2 separate regions of the Homo sapiens genome follow, and region 1 is linked to region 2. The links are chromatin loops, found by intact Hi-C in ENCODE. Cell type or tissue: PC-3. All regions are shown on one strand. Links, peaks and the distances in the headings refer to the core of each region. The heading gives the core; the rest is flanking DNA.

The links. A loop is a pair of places that touch in the nucleus more often than their neighbours do. Peaks named below come from ENCODE experiments on the same cell type or tissue, not always from the same donor. Only the 100,000 strongest peaks of a DNase experiment are listed, where the experiment ranks them.
Region 1: it touches region 2 in a loop (5-fold over the local background); 7 of 110 quality-filtered maps call a loop at or near these places.

Annotation. Positions count from the first base shown.
Region 1 is chr2:36,455,733-36,464,474 of GRCh38, forward strand. All of the region lies in intron 4 of CRIM1 (cysteine rich transmembrane BMP regulator 1), which reads left to right. Among named protein-coding and RNA genes, the nearest start is that of CRIM1, 100 kb to the left of the region's middle. RefSeq lists an enhancer at 2,866-3,545 and silencers at 5,034-5,328, 5,454-5,748. In PC-3, for the core only: a CTCF peak has its summit at 4,296 (motif pointing left); DNase peaks (open chromatin) are centred at 4,279 and 5,769; H3K4me3 peaks cover 555 bases; H3K27ac peaks cover 3,154 bases.
Region 2 is chr2:36,660,100-36,668,841 of GRCh38, forward strand. No RefSeq gene overlaps it. Among named protein-coding and RNA genes, the nearest start is that of VIT, 32 kb to the right of the region's middle. RefSeq lists an enhancer at 1-181. In PC-3, for the core only: a CTCF peak has its summit at 4,203 (motif pointing left); a DNase peak (open chromatin) is centred at 4,192; H3K4me3 peaks cover 296 bases.

The DNA of each region.
Region 1 (8,742 bases), core at 241-8,240, 200 kb before region 2:
TAGAATCTTTAGGGGAGAGCCAGGTAAATGTTAGAAACAAATTCGAGTGGTGCATTGTGTGATATGTTCGGAGGATGGGGGAGTTTGTCTGCAGAGGAAAGTTTGGAGGAAGCAGGGGAGTCAGTTGGAAGGGATGAGTCCCAGAGCAGTGCTCTCTGGGGATGTGCATTCCTTGGAGGATGAGAGACAATACGGTCTTTCACTTTGCACTGATGACAAGGATGAGAGGCTGGGAATTGACTGCCCAAAGGAATCCAAGTGGATGCATGCTTAAAGTCATCTGTTTCAGCACTAGCTCAGGCCCCAGATGGTTCTGGCGGCCTGAAGGAGTGTTAGCAGCCAGGCAATGGAGGCTTTGCTCAGATTTTCAAGTAGAAGGTTAGTCCAGACATCGTTGGTGTTTGTTCTTTGTGTGCTCTGGGGAGAGGATTTAATAGTCAACCTCCCATTGTGTTCTCATTTGTGGTTATATATAAAAGCTTCCCTAAACTAAATTCCCTAAACTTAGGGCCAGAACCCTGTGTATCCCCAGCCGCAATCCAGCTTAGTACCTGCTGCATGTACACACTCGGTAAACAGCTACAAAATCATTACGTGTTCATAAACAAGCTGATTCATTGTTCCAAAGCATCTATTTTCTGAGGCAGTTGGAAATTCCACTCTGAAGTGGGAATAACCTATGTTGCTAAACTAAAACTTATTCTCCACTTCCCAGCCCAGTTCTCCTTTCCACAGCGTGATGTGCCAGTTTCCCTTCCTCCTTTTCCAAACTAGTCCTTCATGCAGCTCTCACTCCCATCCTGTCTTACTCTCTAAAGCCATCCTACCAGCCGTGAAAGCAGATGCCATTGTCTTCCCCTAGACCTACGGAAGTGAAGGCAGGGAGCCTTCCGTTCCTGGGACTTGGCCAGCTCTCGATGTGTGATATCGGATTGTTGAGCTGGACTGAGTGGCCCAGGATTTCTGCCAGATCCCAGCTGTAACATTTCAACAGGGGCACGGGCCCTGCGATTACTTTCAGCTGTGTTTCTGCTGTGTCTGTCTCCACCCCCCCACCACCCACCGCTGGGGTTGAGTCCCTTCAAAACTAACCCTGATTTTTTTTTTTTTTAGCCACTCACGTCAAGGTAGTAATTTGTGAAAGATGCCGTTGTTTTCTCCCCACCACACCTACTTTCTGTGGGGCAGAGTCCTAGAAGATAATTGTTAAATTCTTATAGGAACCACGTAGACTTACAACTTCTGTTCTCCTGCAGCTTATACCACTTTCCTTTCAACTTAGCACCTTAAGATAAGCTTCCGGAGCCACATGCCAGCCTCGAGGAGGAAGCTAGGAAGAGAAGAGCTTAATGGCTGCTTTATTATTATTACCAGTAGTAGGAAGGCAAGGGAATATTTTATTTTATTTTTATTTATTTTATAAATTTTTTATTTCCATAGGTTTTTGGGAAACAGGTAGTATTTGGTTACATAAGTTCTTTAGCGGTGATTTGTGAGATTTTGGGGCACCCATCACCTGAACAGTATACACTGAACCCAAACCTAATTGTCTTTAACTTATACCTTCCCTACATGTGAGCATGTCCTTTGATTCCTCCCCCCAGAAAAAAACAAAGCGTAAAACAACAACAACGAAAGGCAGAGTGATTTTTTCTGGTGGTCTTCAAAGGGAAAGTGTTGAAGAAGGTACAGTTTCTGCTCACTGTACACAGGGGAGGGATGGCTGCGGGGGGAGAGTGTGATCCCCAGGGCAGGGCTGCACTTGCTGTGGCTACAGCACATCTGTCAGTGTTAGGGGGTGTAAATGCCAGGAAATCACGCAGGAATAAGCTTGAGACAGGGGAGAAAGGGTGAAGGAGGGTTAGTTATTCATACACAGATAGTAGTAAATCTCTTATGGTGAGGCACGAGGAAAACTGTGAGCCTAAGGAACTTTCATAGGGAGGAGTGCTGTTTTCCATAAGAAGGGTTGGACCCTCAGATAGGAAACCTGTTTCTTTTTGGATATTTTATTTGCAGCCTTTAAAAAAAAAAAAACTTACACATTCCTGGAAAGAGTAAGAAATTTAATCAGTAGAAAGATAGTACATCGAATTTAATTAAAGTTGCAGCTACTTTTTATAGAATAGCACTGTGTTTTATATGTCATTATAATTTCCATTCCCGACAAGCTATTTCATTAACACACTGTGTAGAATCCTAGTAACACAAGGGCTTTGCCCTTTTTGCTCCTCATTTATCCTTGTTTCCTGACTAAAGGGCGACCTCCCACCCACCTGTAAGTAGTTTTTAATTTATAGGCGGTCATGTCTCCACTTTTGAAGGCCTCAAGCACTCACTTCCGGTGTGTAGTAGATCCAGTATTGAAAGAAATCTTTTCCAGAAGACCTCACTGACTTGTTTTCCTCTAGGATACGGGCAGAGGAAGATCAGAGTCTGCTGGGGAAGATGAGGAATATGATGGCTTGCTGCTTCCGAGCTGCCTCCTCTGCAGAAGGAGCCTACTATGGGGAATGTTAGGATAACATCAGCACCCACACCAGGAGGATACCTCTGGGGTGACGGGGCGAGGCAGAGGTTGAGGGGCATTCCTGTTCTTTGCTGAAAGGGCTGTGGGAGGGGCAAACAGGACTCCTAGCCCTGTGGCCTCCTCCAGGAATCTCCTGTAGGTTATCTTCCTTTAAGGTTTTTCTGGTCATTGTAGTAAAACAAACTGTTGACCCTTGCGCTTAGTTATGTAGGGTCTGAAACATGCCTAGTGGTAGGGAGACAACAGCATCTAGCATGTTGTTTCTTTTCCGGCCTTGCTTAGAGTTCTTTAGTAGGGAAAAAAAAGTTATATAATTATTATGCCCCCACGAAAAACAAAACGTCACCAGTGCAAAGGCCCTATCTTGAGCTGGGCCTGAAGGTTGAGGTGCTTGGAGAGGAGGAGGATCAGGGGAGTAAGGGACACAAGGTGACTGATGTTCCTGAAGGACAGGGTGCAGGTGAGTGAGAAGAGGATGAGCTGAGGTCAGTTTGCAGCAGTGACGGGAATGGGAATGGCAGTGATAGAATCAAAGGATTTTATATTTAGAGAAGAGTTTATTATGATCCACCTGTCTCACTTTATGGATGAGAAAACAGTCTGCAAGAGTTTAAGTAGCTTGCTAGCAGTCACACATTTTTCTTCTTTGGGTGACAGTATTGGATAAATTGGTAATATTTCTGTTCTTTTCTTCCCTCGTGGTATCTCTCACTTTTAAGCAATGGTATTCAGGCAGGAAGGAGTCTTTGTAAGTGATCTAAAACAAGTACTAGTAATCATTGTTCTCATTATAATGTTAAAACTAGTTGTACTTGTTTTTTGCTTTTTTGTTTTTTTTTAGTGGAAAGTACAAATTAAACTGTGACCACCCAGGCTTTGCGCATCTAGGCACAAAGTTCTTGGAAAGTGGATTGCAAATTCCCATCAGCAGACTCTCCTGGAGAGCCTATTATATGGGCAGATTCTGGAGCCGCTCCCCAAACCTGCAGAAAAACAATGTTTGAGTGGGTACCCTGGCATCTGCATTTTAAACACATTCCATAGTCTTTCCTTCCACATACTAATTTTGAAAAGCACTGTACCTAGAAGCTTGCAGTCTAAAATGTATAAAAATAAAAAATATAAAACAATACATGGTCTAACCCCTGACTTAGTATCCATGAAAAAGTTTATTTCAGATTATTGGTTGGGTACCTTTATCATTTTTTTACTATTATTTATAAGACAAGTAAGACATGCCCCCTGCACTAGAGGAATTCACAGGAGAAACAGTCTGATTTTGATTTAGTATGATGGGCCGATGCACTTCAAGAGTTACTACCGTTACGTACTGTTGCAAGTCAGAGGAGGGAAAATTAATCCTGTTTGTTTTTTGACCAGAGAAGGTCTTACAGGGTAGATGGTCTTAAGGTTGTGGGGAATTCACCAGGGGCAAGGGAGAGGCAGGGATTTGAGGCTGGGTGGACATGAGCTGTGGCTGGAGTGATAAGGGGTGGTGGCAGGTGATTGAGTGACATCAGATCATCATTGTTGCTGGAGTGTAGGGTGTGTGCAGGAACCAGTAGAATATGGAAACTAATAACAGGTAGAGGCAGACTTAGGAGCACCTTGCAAGCTATGCCCAGGAGCTCGGACTCTGACCTTCTGGCCTGCCTGGGATTGTCTGTGAAGTCCAGGAAGCAAAGGACATGAAGGGAAAGCTTAAATGTGTACTCACCGCCCTTCAGTCAGCAGAACCTCCTAAGGGGGTGAGTGCCCTCTAGGGGTTTCCATGATTTCTGAGTTCCATTGTACTCAGGCACTCAGGTGCCCACTGAGCTTGAATCCATTACCTACTTGAGAAAAAAAAAAGACAGCTTTACCAAGTCCCACCTGGCTGCAGCTGTGGTTACATTATGCAAAAATTTATTAATGTGGTACCTCGATTGATCATTATATTAACTCTAAGGATTACATTAGAGGCTTTATTTTTCTGGTTACTTGCAAATACAGGTTGCATCTTCTTTGAAGTTAAAAAGCCCTTAGCCCACATATTGTATGATTCCATTTATATGAACTATCCAGAATTGGCAAGTCCATAGAGACAGAACATAAATTAGTGGTTGCTAAGGGCCGGAGATCAGGGGAAAGGGAGTGACTGCTAGTGAGTACAGGATTTCTTTTTGAGATGATGAAAATGTTCTGAAATTAGGTACTAGTGATGGTTATACAACCTTGTGAGTATAAAACCACTGAATTGTGTACTTTAAAAGGGTGAATACTTATCGTAAGTGAATTATATCTCAATAAAGCTGTTTTGTTTCATTTTTTAAAACCTTAGCACTTCTGCTCAAGGTCATGCAAATAGCTCTGCCTGGGGTGGCCTTTATGAATTCACAGTAGAGAAATCTCAGTGCTCTCCTCACTTTCTTTTGTGTTTTTGTTTTGTTGTGTTACTGTTATTCCTGTCTTGTTCCTCTGCAGTTCACTTCCACTTAAGAAACATTTATATGACTAGACATGATAGGTACTAGAAGAGCTTATGTTAAGGTGAGTCCTCAAGTTACCACAAAATAGAGAAAGAGGGTGCTGTAAGAAAAGTGTGGTGTTTGGGGGTTCAGAGAAGAAGCTGTTATCCGAGGTTGGCCTAGAAAGACAACTGGGCATAAGGGCTGGATGAGGAATGTGCAGAGGCCATTAGGGCAGGCAGTGCAGAGACAGCAAAGTGCGGACTTATTTGGAGAAAAGAGCATGACCGTAGCAATGGAAAATGAAGGGAAATACTGGGAAACAGAATTGAGAAAGGGTTATATGGACTTCAGAGTGTTGAATGCTAGGCTGAGAAAGTGATACATAAAATGAGGAGTAATGGAAGATAAATTTTGACTGCAGAAGTTTGGGAACTGAGCCTTAGGATGGGTGTAGCATGGTTTGGGAGAGACAGAGACGTGGGCAGGGGGAGATTGGACTAGAACTGGAAATTGGGGAGAGGGCTTCAGAAATGAGGGGTAAGTGTTGAAATCAGCTCACTGCAGCTTTTCTCATGAAATGCTGTTTGCTCTGCCCCTTTTGTGTTCTCCTTTCCTTTGCTTGCTCCTTATCCAGAGATGGGGATAAAGGGAGGGAAAGATTAGGGAGGACAAAAAGAATTAAAATGAAGAGAAAGAATGTGGTGAGGACGGTACAGGTTGCATGCGTCAGTTCTTCTGTAGTTCAGCATTTCCTGTTCATGACTCAGTAGAGGAAAATCTAGTCTCTTCTAGTGGAAAACACAGAGAACAGGAAACCCTATTTAAAATCAGGTCACTTGACTAAGCTGTGTAACTCCTGTTCCCATCGGTGAAAGGGAAGAATACCTCCTGCAGTGTGTGTTAACCAGAGAATCTAGAATAATCTTACTGAAGAATTTTTTAAAACTACATGGGACTCATATCATTTGTAGATATAACAGACTTCCTGGGCAAATATGGGTCATGATGGGGTCCCCTTTTGTTACCTGACAGAGTGAATGTAAACATACCTGTTAAAAGATAACTCATGTGAGTTGTATTATGTTGAAAATAAGGAATTGCTATTTGACCATTTCGAACTGCAAAACTGGCAGTTTCAGTAAGGTTTTAACCTAATAGATAGCTACCCAATAGATATCTGACCTAAGCCCAGATTTTTACCTTTTGTGGTTCTTTCATCAGCTCTTTCTTGATTAAGATGCTAATTTCACGTTCAGGGGAAGCTGTGAAAAGTCAAAAGATGGCAACAGGTAGATCAGAAGGCTTTGCAGGGAAGGAAACAAGGAGACAGGAGCTGGGGTCACACCAGCTAGCAAAACCAGGATCTTTATTATGCAGTCAGTTTAGTTGTAAAGATTCAGCATAAAACATTTTCCTTTCCTAGGTGGGTTAATAGGTGGTTGGGTGCAACTTCAGCTCTTCTGTAGCCTGCTGGAGACAACTTGTAAGGGACTTTAAAAAAAAAATAGGAATATTTAAATGTTAGGAAGACGTAATGCATATAATGTTTACTCTTTGGGTGACAGGTACACTAAAAGCTCACACTTCACCTCTATGCAATATATGTCTATAAGAAACTTGCACTTGTACTCCCTAAATGTATTTTTTAAATTGTAAATTTTTTAAACAAATGTTGGGAAAATAGGTCAAACATAAAAGGGGAAAAAAGACTTCATGGCAGACTTAGTCATGGTGTTCAGTGTGGTGTGACTCCTAACAGCATAGCAGAGAACCCAGCACGTAAGTGCACGTGTTCAGTAAAGGTTGTTCAAGTGTTGAAGGACAACATCTGAAGAGGTATTTTTTGGTTGACTGTACACTCTCAGGTGTTTAGAGTAGAATGATTCCCTGGAGCACGTGTGTAGGCAAGAATGTGGAATCATAGAAGATTTGTAAGAGAAGGTTAATCAGCTATTCTTGCGGGATGCTTTCATTGTAATCACATCTACACATTGGGGCCAGGGTGTGGCCTGTCAGTATTCTAGCCCCATTTATCTATAAACTCCAGAGAGTTTTAAGTTGTACAGAGTGCCAAGTACAATAAATGTAAACAATATAATGTTACTGTTATATCACAGCAGTATGATTATGTGCTTACCACTGCAATGGCTAGGGATATAAGCGTGACAAAGTATGGGATGACCTTATCAGGCACTAAAAGCCCAGCTCACATTTACTCAGCGCTAGAAAATGATTGTCCTGCAGGAATATAGCGTATGAATTGAGAGCTCCAAGCTCTACTCACACAAAACAGGCAAACCTTTACTTGAAACCACTGGTAGAAATACAATTGCAGCAAAACCTGAATGACCTAACACCCTCTTCTCCCAGGAATCCAATAGAACTGCCACCCCACATGGAAGAATCCTCAAGGAGCCTACCTTGGGGTGATAGTGGGGTGTTTAAAGCCACCTTTCCAGTGGCTTTAATAGTCCTTGATGCAAATCATAACCTAAAGTAATTTCTTTTCTAGTTCCATGGTTAACTATAAATGTAATTAAATCTCTGGGCCTCATTATTGAAGTACTTGTGGACTATAAGCATATTTTAATTTATTAAAGATCCAAAGAACAATAAGTGAACAAACCAATTACTTAAATAAGAAGGGGGGACAAAAGCACAATTAATGAATGTATTGATAGTTTTCCCTGCTGGGAACATTACCTTTCCTGATCTTGACCTCTACCGTATGTAAATACCCACATACTTCCTGCCAGGATGTCTTTTTTTAGGATGTCTTCCTTTTACTCCTGTCAACCTGGGAACTCCCGCCGTCATCTTCTCCACCCTCTGACCCATACATCTCTCCCCAGGGGAGTCCCAGGGCAGAAATCTAGCGGCTCTTTCCTCATCTTACATTCACATGCTGACACCCAGCTGCCCTAAGTTTCCTGTGTCCTGCCTCTCTTTCATTGTAGCAGATGCAACATTTTGTCTCCTCTTATTTCACCTGCCCGTATTTGCCAGGCTTCTGCGTTTAGCAATTTTTGCAGCAGCATCGAAGTTAGGGGTGAGAGCCAGCACAGCCAGCTTGCAGCTCATGGAACACCCCCATTCATGCGTGCAGAGAGATCGATGCTCAGGTGGGAGCTTAAGATCCAAAAAATTAAGACTTTCAGCTTCCAAGATAGCTGTCATAAAGTTCACTTACTACAGCTTAGGCCCTCTCTTTATAAAGAGCTCCTCAGTCTTCAGTCCGTTTCTTTTATTGTGCACAGTCATAAATTAAATATTGCTCAAGATGAGAGTGGACTTAAGACAATCACACTGACAAGAAAATACTAAAAAGCTAATAACTTAATCATTGAACCAGGAGTCAGAAAATCTCTGAAAAACCCTAAACATCAGTTGCAGCAAAGGAGCAACATGAGGCCATTTAGCACGGGAACACTCACTCTGTATTAGCCTGTGCAAGCATCGATTCACAGAAGAGCATAACAGATACATATGAAGATGTCCCTGAGTCAGCCAGAAAATGTTTGTTACGCTCAATACCAGTCTGGTTAAGTAAGAAATGAGGTAATGCATTTTAGAAATATTTCTGTCAAAATGGTTAAAGTTAAAAATTGGGGTGTACATAAAGGAGACAAGCCTTAGTTATTTGAAAGCAAATTATGGTAGAACCCCTCCTGCCTTCCCATTTCCCAGTGACACCAGATAAAGGAGGCAGTGTCGTATAGACCAGGTACTTTGCCACAGCCACTGCCACTTTGTTTGTGGTCT
Region 2 (8,742 bases), core at 428-8,427:
TCACATCTATTGACAATCTGCAACCTGCTAGGTCATGGACTGAATGCTTCATCAAGGTTATTTATGAGTCACCATGACTTCAGGGTTTTTTTGTTTCATGCAAAGATCAGAAGTACAAAAATAGCTTTATTTAATCAGAAAGAGCTAGAAAATAACTGTCTTGTACATTCCTCCTGTGGTTATGGTTTCCAGTACCCTTTTCTTCAATTAATTATATAAATATACTCAACTTCAAGGATCTTATTTTCCCCCAAATCATTCATGTGGTAACAAGGGAATAGAAAAGCCTTCATGAGCAAGTACATTGATGTTCCACAAAAGCTTCTGAAACATGTACCTCGAGTAGACACCAGTCTGCATCTCATTTCTTTAAGGCTTGTTTACCTAAAGTATGACAGGAATATTTTTCAATCAAAGCTATGGGGTGTTGTTGTTGTTTTTAAAATATCTTTTTTAAACCACCTTAACCATTTTTCAGTGTATTATACGGTGCACATTGTTGTGCAAAGAATCTCCAGAAATTTTCGTATTGCATATCTGAAACTCTATAGCCATTAAACAGTAACTTTTCTTTTTCCCCTCCCCCTAACCCCTGCTAACCACTATTCTACTTTCTAAGAGTTTGACTACTTTAGATTCCTCATATAAATGGAATCATGCAGCGTTTGTCTTTTTGTGACTGGCTTATGTCACTTAGCAAAACATCCTCAAGGTTCATCCACGTTGTAGCACATGGCAGGATTTGCTCCTTTTTTAAAGCTGAATAATATTCCATTGTATGTATAGACCACATTTCATTTATCCATCCATCTGTTGATGGACATTTAGGTGGCTTCCACCTCCTGGCTATTGTTAATAACACTGCAATGAACATGAGTATGCAAATCAATCTTTGAGATACTGTTTTCAATTCTTTTGGATATATACCCAGAAGTGGGATTGCTAGATCATGTGATAATTCTATTTGGAATTTTTGAGGAACCTCCATACTATTTTCCATAGCTGCTGCACCATTTTATATTTGCACAAGCAATGCATAGGGTTCCAATTTTCCCATATCCTTGCCAACACTTGTTATTTTCTGTGTTTTTTAAAACAGTGGCCATCTTAATGAGTGAGGTATATTTTTTCACCATCTTTTATAAAGAGCAAAATAATAACCAAGCAAACAATTTCAAGTAATTTAATTAAATGTTATCAAATCAAATCAATCATCTAACACTATCATCTTCCTGGCACTAACTTATTCTTTGTTTTATGCAAAAGTTAGTCAATATACACAGAACCTCTCATGCAGCAATTCAACCTTTAGGTATACGTTCAACATAAATCAGTACTTATATCCACCTAAAGACATGTATAAGAATGTTCACAGAGCTTTACTCACAATAGCCCAAAACTGAAGACTACCAAAGTCCAGAGACATTACAACAGATAAATAAATTGAAGTATATTTACATAATGGAGTACCAAACAGCAGTGAAAAAAAAAAGAACTGCTATATGTGACAACTTTGATGAATTTTATATACATAACATTGAGTAGGCCAGGCCAGATGCAGTGGCACGCACCTGTAATCCCAGCACTTTGGGAGGCCAAGGTGGGTGGATTGCTTAAGCCCAGGAGTTTGAGACTAGCCTGGGCAACAAGGCGAGACCTTGTCTCTACAAAAAATACACACAAAAATTAGCTGGGCGTGGTGACACATGCCTCTAGTTTCAGACGCTTGGGAGCCTGAGGTGGGAGGAGCACCTGAGCCTGGGTGGTCGAGGCTGCAGTCAGCCGTGATTGCACCACTGCACTCCAGTCTGAGTGACAGAGTGGGACCTTGTCTCAAAAAAAAAAAATTTTTTTTTTTAGTAAAAGAAGCCGGATACAAAAGAATACAATGATCCCTTGGTACCTGGGCATGATTGGTGATTCGTTCCAGGACTGCCCCGATACTAAAATCCGAGGATGCTCAAGTCCCTCATATGAAATGGCATAGTGTTTGCATATCCACACCCTCTCAGTACACTTTAAATCAGCTCTAGATTACTTATAATACTTAATACAATATAAACATTATGTAAATAGTTATTAGACTGTCTTTTTTAGTGAATAATGACAAGGGAAAAAGTCTGTACATGTTTAGTACTGATGCAATTTTTTTTTCAAATATTTTTAGCCCATGGTTGACTGAATCCATGGATGTGTAACCCATGGATACAAAGGGCCAACAATACATACTATATGATTCCATTTGTAAAGTTCAAAAACAGGCAAAACTATGGAGATAGAGCTCAGTATGATTCCCATTGGTGGGGTATTGACTAGTAAGCAGCAGAAAGGATTATTTGGAATGCTGTAAATATGTTATATCTTGATCAGGATAGTAGTTGCATGAGTATATACATAAACAAAACCTCATTAAGCTGCATAGTGTATTTGAATCTGTACATTTTCTTTTATGTAACTATCAAAAAAGTAAAAGAAGAAAGATTAGTCTTAGCAAGAGAACCTATTTTGCCTTGATAAAATACCCTCCTCTTTGTTTTTTTAAGAGAAACAAATAACCAAAAAAAAAAAAAAAGAAAAAAAAATTCCACTAGTAAGTGAGTTTGGGGAATGTTGGAGAGGGAAAAAAAATGCCAAACTTAGTATTGAAGTGAACTTTAAAAAATGGCAGAGACCTTTGCCCGGCCACTCCACCATGTGGGAAGTGAGGAGCACATCTGCCTGGCCGCCTCCCCATCTGGGAAGTGAGGAGCGCCTCTGCCTGGCCGCCCCACTGTCTGGGAAGTGAGGAGCAGCTCTGCCCGGCCAGCGTGCAACCTAGTGTGAAGTTACAGCCTAGTGTGTGATCTTTCTGCCCTCCCCTGGTTTGCATTTTCGACGTTAAGGTTTACTTTTTAAATAAAACTTTTAAAATGGAGAATAAAAAAATGGCAGAGAAATGGAAGAACGGAGACAAAATAAACTTTATTTACCCTGCACCTAAGCCACTCCTTAGAAGTAAATTAGAAAAGTAAGTTAACTTGGAGGGTACCCATAGACATCTAATTTTCTATGGTGTCCTCAGCACTTGAATTTGTTAATTTTTAAATGCTAAACTTTATCACTCAGTTGTCATTCACAACAATTAATTGAGCGTGCACTTTGAGCTTAGCTTTGTTTGTATGCAGTTGTTGCCTTGCATTGTTAGGCATAGAGTTACATTTGCTTGTGTTCATTCCTATTGCAACAAAGCAATCCAATGATGGAAATAGAGGACTGAAAATCAAGCCATCCCTGAAAGATTAGTGTTGTACATAACTCAGTTCTAAATAGAGTTCTGTCAATTCTTCAATATTAAAAGCAAACATTGCCTCATGAAGTCATCCTGATTTATAGCCACGGCCCTTTATTAGCAATTATAACATGGCTATGTCTAGATTTTGAGATATAAAAGTAAACCATATAGTAAATCCTAGTTTAATTAGCCTGTGTTTTCCATTGTAAGAGGCTTTGGCTAGCAGTGCCTATTCTGGGATAAACAATTAGGTGGTACTGGATTCCTCCGGGATTAGAAAATATATACAATTAAAGACAAACTTTTTCTTGTGTGCTGAACCACATGAAAATAGTTACATTTCCCACCACTGCCTAGCCCAAGCACTGTCATCTCTCACCTGCACAATTATAATAACCTCCCACCTAGTGCACCTGATTCTCCTCTTGCCCTTAATGTATTTGCTGCACAGCAATGACAACACCTCCCTTAAAACCTCAATTCGATCATAACCCTTCATTGCTCAAAATCTTTCTAAGGCTTCCCGTCTCCCGCAAAATAAAATCCAAAGACCTTATAATGAATTAAAAGGTCCTATATTCCCTGGCTTTATTAGCCTCTCTCCACTCCAGTCAGCTGGCCCTTTCCTGATCCTAAACACACCTCACTGAAAGCCTTTACCCTGCTCCCTGCGCCTCCCCCGACCCTCCTCTGTTCCCTAGATAGCCCCTAGATAACTATATGGCTTGCTCCTGCATTGCATTCTTGACTGAGTTCAACTCTCGCCTCATTTTAAAGACCTTCTTACCACTCTAAAATAGTCGCTTCAAACAATATCTATTTCTTTGTCTTGCTTTGTTTTTCATCATAGCACTTGTCAGCACCGGCTGTGCTCTAAATGGATGTGCTTATTTGTTTATTTGCCATGTTTCTCCTCTATAATGTGAGCTCCCCCTACTGGAGAGCAAGGACTTTGTTTTGTTAACGGTTGTATTCCCGCCATCTAGTACAGTGCCCGGCATATGGTAGACATTCAATAAATACTTGCTGATTAATTATATCATGAATGATAATGAATATTTATAGATTATGCAATCTGTATGAATTTTAAAGTCGGGAATTTGAAAGTCATTTCTAAGCTATATATTGTCTGAGCTATTACAGTATCAACAAAGGTATGTACAAACAGATTGATGTTTATAACATTGAAAAAAAGTTTCAACTTTCATCTTTCAACCTTGAACCTCAAACTTCAACTTTCATCCTGGCAACATGATATATAGAGAGCATAAATCTTTAGGATCTGACTATGTTATAATTGTTGGCCATCAGACTCAGTGTGCAGCAGCAAACATAGCTGTATTGGGGTTACAGAGCTGTAGTCATTGTTCAGATGTAGCAAGATGTTCCCTATAGTTCCTGGATATATACCATCTGGTGCTGGAATACTGTAACTTCCACTTCCCCACTGTTCAAGAGAAATATACAGACATACATTGCTCTGCAACAAGAGTCAGCAGACTATGGCATGTGCACCACATCCAGCTCAGCAGTCTATTTTTGCACAGCCTGAAAGCTATCAATAATTTTTACATTTTAGAGGGTTAAAAACAAAACAGAACAAAACAAAACAAAATGTGATAGAGCCCATATGTGGCTTAAAAGCTTAAAAGATTTACTGTCTGGCCCTTTAAGGAAACGTTTGCTGACTGCTGCTCTGCAAATTAGGCTGATGAACATGACTTTGGGAAAGAGAAAGGGTTTTAAAAATGAATGCCTGGAACAGAGAAGGTGTTGAAATACATAGTTCGGCTTTCTGAATCAGTCCCTATTACAAGGGCAATGGGTTTGCTAACCTGGGATAGAATGAATAAACTTTTGCAAAGACAGGGAAATGATACTGGCAAGAAAAGCATAAACCTCTCTGTGAACTTTGAATCTTGAGTTTCAAAAAGGGAAAATCTAAATAAAACTAATTTTAGAACTAATCTAAGGCAAAATATGAGTGAGAAGAGAAGAATAAGCCCAGTGGCATTGGGGCCAAGTTACTCTTTGCGGCAGGAACTCCAAGATGTCCATCAGTAATCATTCTCCCTGGCTTTTAATAATGGAGCTTCTTAATTCAAGCTTGGAAGAAGGCTGTCCATCTAAGGACAACATTCCCAGTCTCCCATGCAGCTAGACATGGCCATATTCCAGTAAGCAGAATGTGAACAAAAAAGATGCACACCATGTCCATGAGACTAACTTCTGGATAAGGTGAAATTGCCTGTGTTTCCATTTGCCCCTCCATCTTCCCATTGGCTGGGAGACGGAAGATGCAGATTGAGGTTGCAGTCACCCTATCAGCCTTGAAAAGCTTAGCTTGGTAATTTTTTGCAAGAGCAAAATTAGATCCTGTTTCATTTAAACCATTGCCTTTGGTGTGTTCTCTGTGACATCAACTTACACTGAAAGTCAAGACAATAATATTGCTTATGGCATTAGGTTTATATACATCAACGCCAAAATTTTTTTTAACATAAGATAGAGCGATTTTAAATTTTTAACGAAAGATACAAGACATTTCTTAGTTATCACCAAACTTTTCCTTAAAGGGCCAGAAAGTGAATCTTTTAAGCTTTTAGGTCACATATGGGCTCTATCATATTTGTTTTGTTTTGTTTTAACCCACAAAGAATTATACACATGTATTAGCTCACAGTGACATCAACTTACACTGAAAGTCAAGACAATGATATGCTTATGACATTAGGTTTATATACATCAATGCCAAAAAATTTTTTAAACATAAGATAGAGTGATTTTAAATTTTTAACAAAAGATACAAGATATTTCTTAGTTATCACCAAACTTTTCCTTAAAGGGCCAGACAGTAAATTTTTTAAGCTTTTAGGCCACATATGGGCTCCATCACATTTTGTTTTGTTTTGTTTTGTTTTTAACCCACAAAGAATTATACGCATGTATTAGCTCACAAGATATGTAAAAATATTGTTATGTTTTCTTTAGAAAATGTTAAGGTTTTCACAAGGAGATACTACCTCACACCTGTTAGGGTGGCTGTTATCAAAAAGACGAGAGATAACAAGTGTTGGTGAGGGTGTGGAGAAAACGAAGCCTTTGTACACTGTTGACGGGAATGTAAATTGATACAGTCATGGAAAACAGTATGAAGATTCCTCAAAAAATTAAAACCTAAACTACAATATGATCCAGCAATCTCACTTCTGGGTACATACACAAAGGAAATAAAATACATATATATTTAAGAGGAGGGCCTTACTCTGTCGCCAAGGCTGGAGTGCAGTGGTGTGATCATAGCTCACTGTAGCCTGGAACTCCTGAGCTCAAGTGATCTTCCCACCTCACCTTCCCGAGTAGCTGGCAGGTATATGCCACCAGGCCCAGCTAATTAAAAAAAAATTGTTTGTAGAGACAGGATCTCAGTATGTTGCTCAGACTGGTCTCAAACTCCTGGCCTCAAGTGATCCTCCTGCTTCAGCCTCCCAAAGTGCTGGGCTTATGGGCATGAGCCACTGCACCCGGCCCAAATCAGTACCTTTAAGAGATATCTGCACTATCATGTTCACTGTAGCATTATTTACAATAGCCAAGATATGGAAACAACATAAGTGACCACTGACAAATGAATGGATAAAGGAAATGTGGTATCTACACACACACACGAATATTATTCAATCATAAAAAGAAGAAAAGTCTGCCATTTGCAACAACATGGATGAACCTGGAGGACATTATGTTAAGTGAAATAAGATACAGCAAGATAAGTACTTTATGTTCTCAGTTATATGTACAAACTAAAAAAGTTGAACTCACAGAAGCAGAGAGTAGAATGGTGATTGCCAGGGGCTTAGAGATGGAAAAAAATGGGGAGATATTGGTCAAATATACAAACTTTCAGTTATAAGGTGAATAAGTACTATGGAGGTAATGTAAAGCATGGTGATTATAGTTTATTATATTGTATTGTCTACTTGAAATTTGCTAACAGAGTAGATCCTAAGTGTCCTTATCACCACACACACACACACACACACACACACACACACACACACACAAATGGTAACTGTGTGGTGATAGATGTGTCAGTTAATTGAATTCTGGTAATCATCACACAACGTACACCTATATCAGATAATCACATTGTACACTTAAATATATATAATCCGTATTGTCAACTATACCTCAATGAAGATGGTGGAGACAAAAATGTTATGTTTTTAAAATTTTAAACTAAAACTTTGATTAACCATAAATTCATTTTTGTGCAAGAAGGTAAGGAATTCGTGGGTTTTGTTGTTCCAAAGAGCTACCCTGTTGCCCAAACATCATTTCTTCAATAACCTAGCTTCTCCCCACTGATTCAAAGAGCTAACTTTATTATCCACGCATGTATGCATTCCTTCTTTCACTCCACAAACACTGACTGAGTTACTGCTGTGGCATGTTCTGCGCTAGATGCCGGAGGGACAATGATGAGCAGAGAATGGTCCCAGCCATCGTGGAATATGGAGTACCGAGGAGGAGATCATAATAAGCAAACAGATAAGTATTGCAACTTGCAAAGTGCTGCGAAGGAAACAAATGACCACAGAGAGAAAATAATGAAGCGTAGATGTGGGGCAGTTTCCTCTCACAGACTGCTTGAAGGAAGTTCCATTGAATGGGAGCTGGAGCTCAAATAATAGGATTGAGCCAGCCTGGGAAAGAGTCGGGGAAAAGCGCTCCATGTGGAAGGAGCAGCTCATGCAAATGCTCCGTAGGGGGAAAGAACTTGGCTCTATGGAGGACGGAAACTGGCCAGCGTGGCTGAGACCTGCTGAGCATAGAGAGGCATGCTGTGAGTGAGGTTAGCGGGAGAAGCGGGTCTGGCCACTCAGTGTAGGAATATGGATTTAATTCCAAGTGCAAGGAAAACCACTGAAAGCTTTTAAGCCAAAGGTTTATATATAACCCTATTATGTTTTTAGGCAATGACTCTGGCTGTCTTGGGGAGAAAGCCTAGAAAGAGATTAATAAAAGAGATAGGAGACTATAATTTTTAAAATTGGGAAATTATTGCAGTAAATCTAGGGAAAAAAAACTTTCATATACCTTAGAATTTATTTCCGATATCTATTCCATTCCATTGATCTCGATTTTTATTCCTGCACCAGTTTTGTATAGCTTCATAATAGTTTTGATTTGTCATCGAGCAAGTTTTCTCATACCCCTCAACTCCGAATTTCCTCAATATTCCTGCATGTTTATTCTTCCATTTGATCTTTGCGATGATACTGTCAAGTTCCACAAGTAATCCTGATGAGATTTTGATTGAAAGTGCCTGAACTTTACAAGTTAATTTAGGGAGAATTAGCATCTTGGTAGTAGTAAGCCTTCCTGTCACCCAAAAGACATATCTCTCTCTACATTTATTTCTGCCTTCTTGTCTTCCTTTATGACCCTCTGTAAACTCATTTTTATACTAA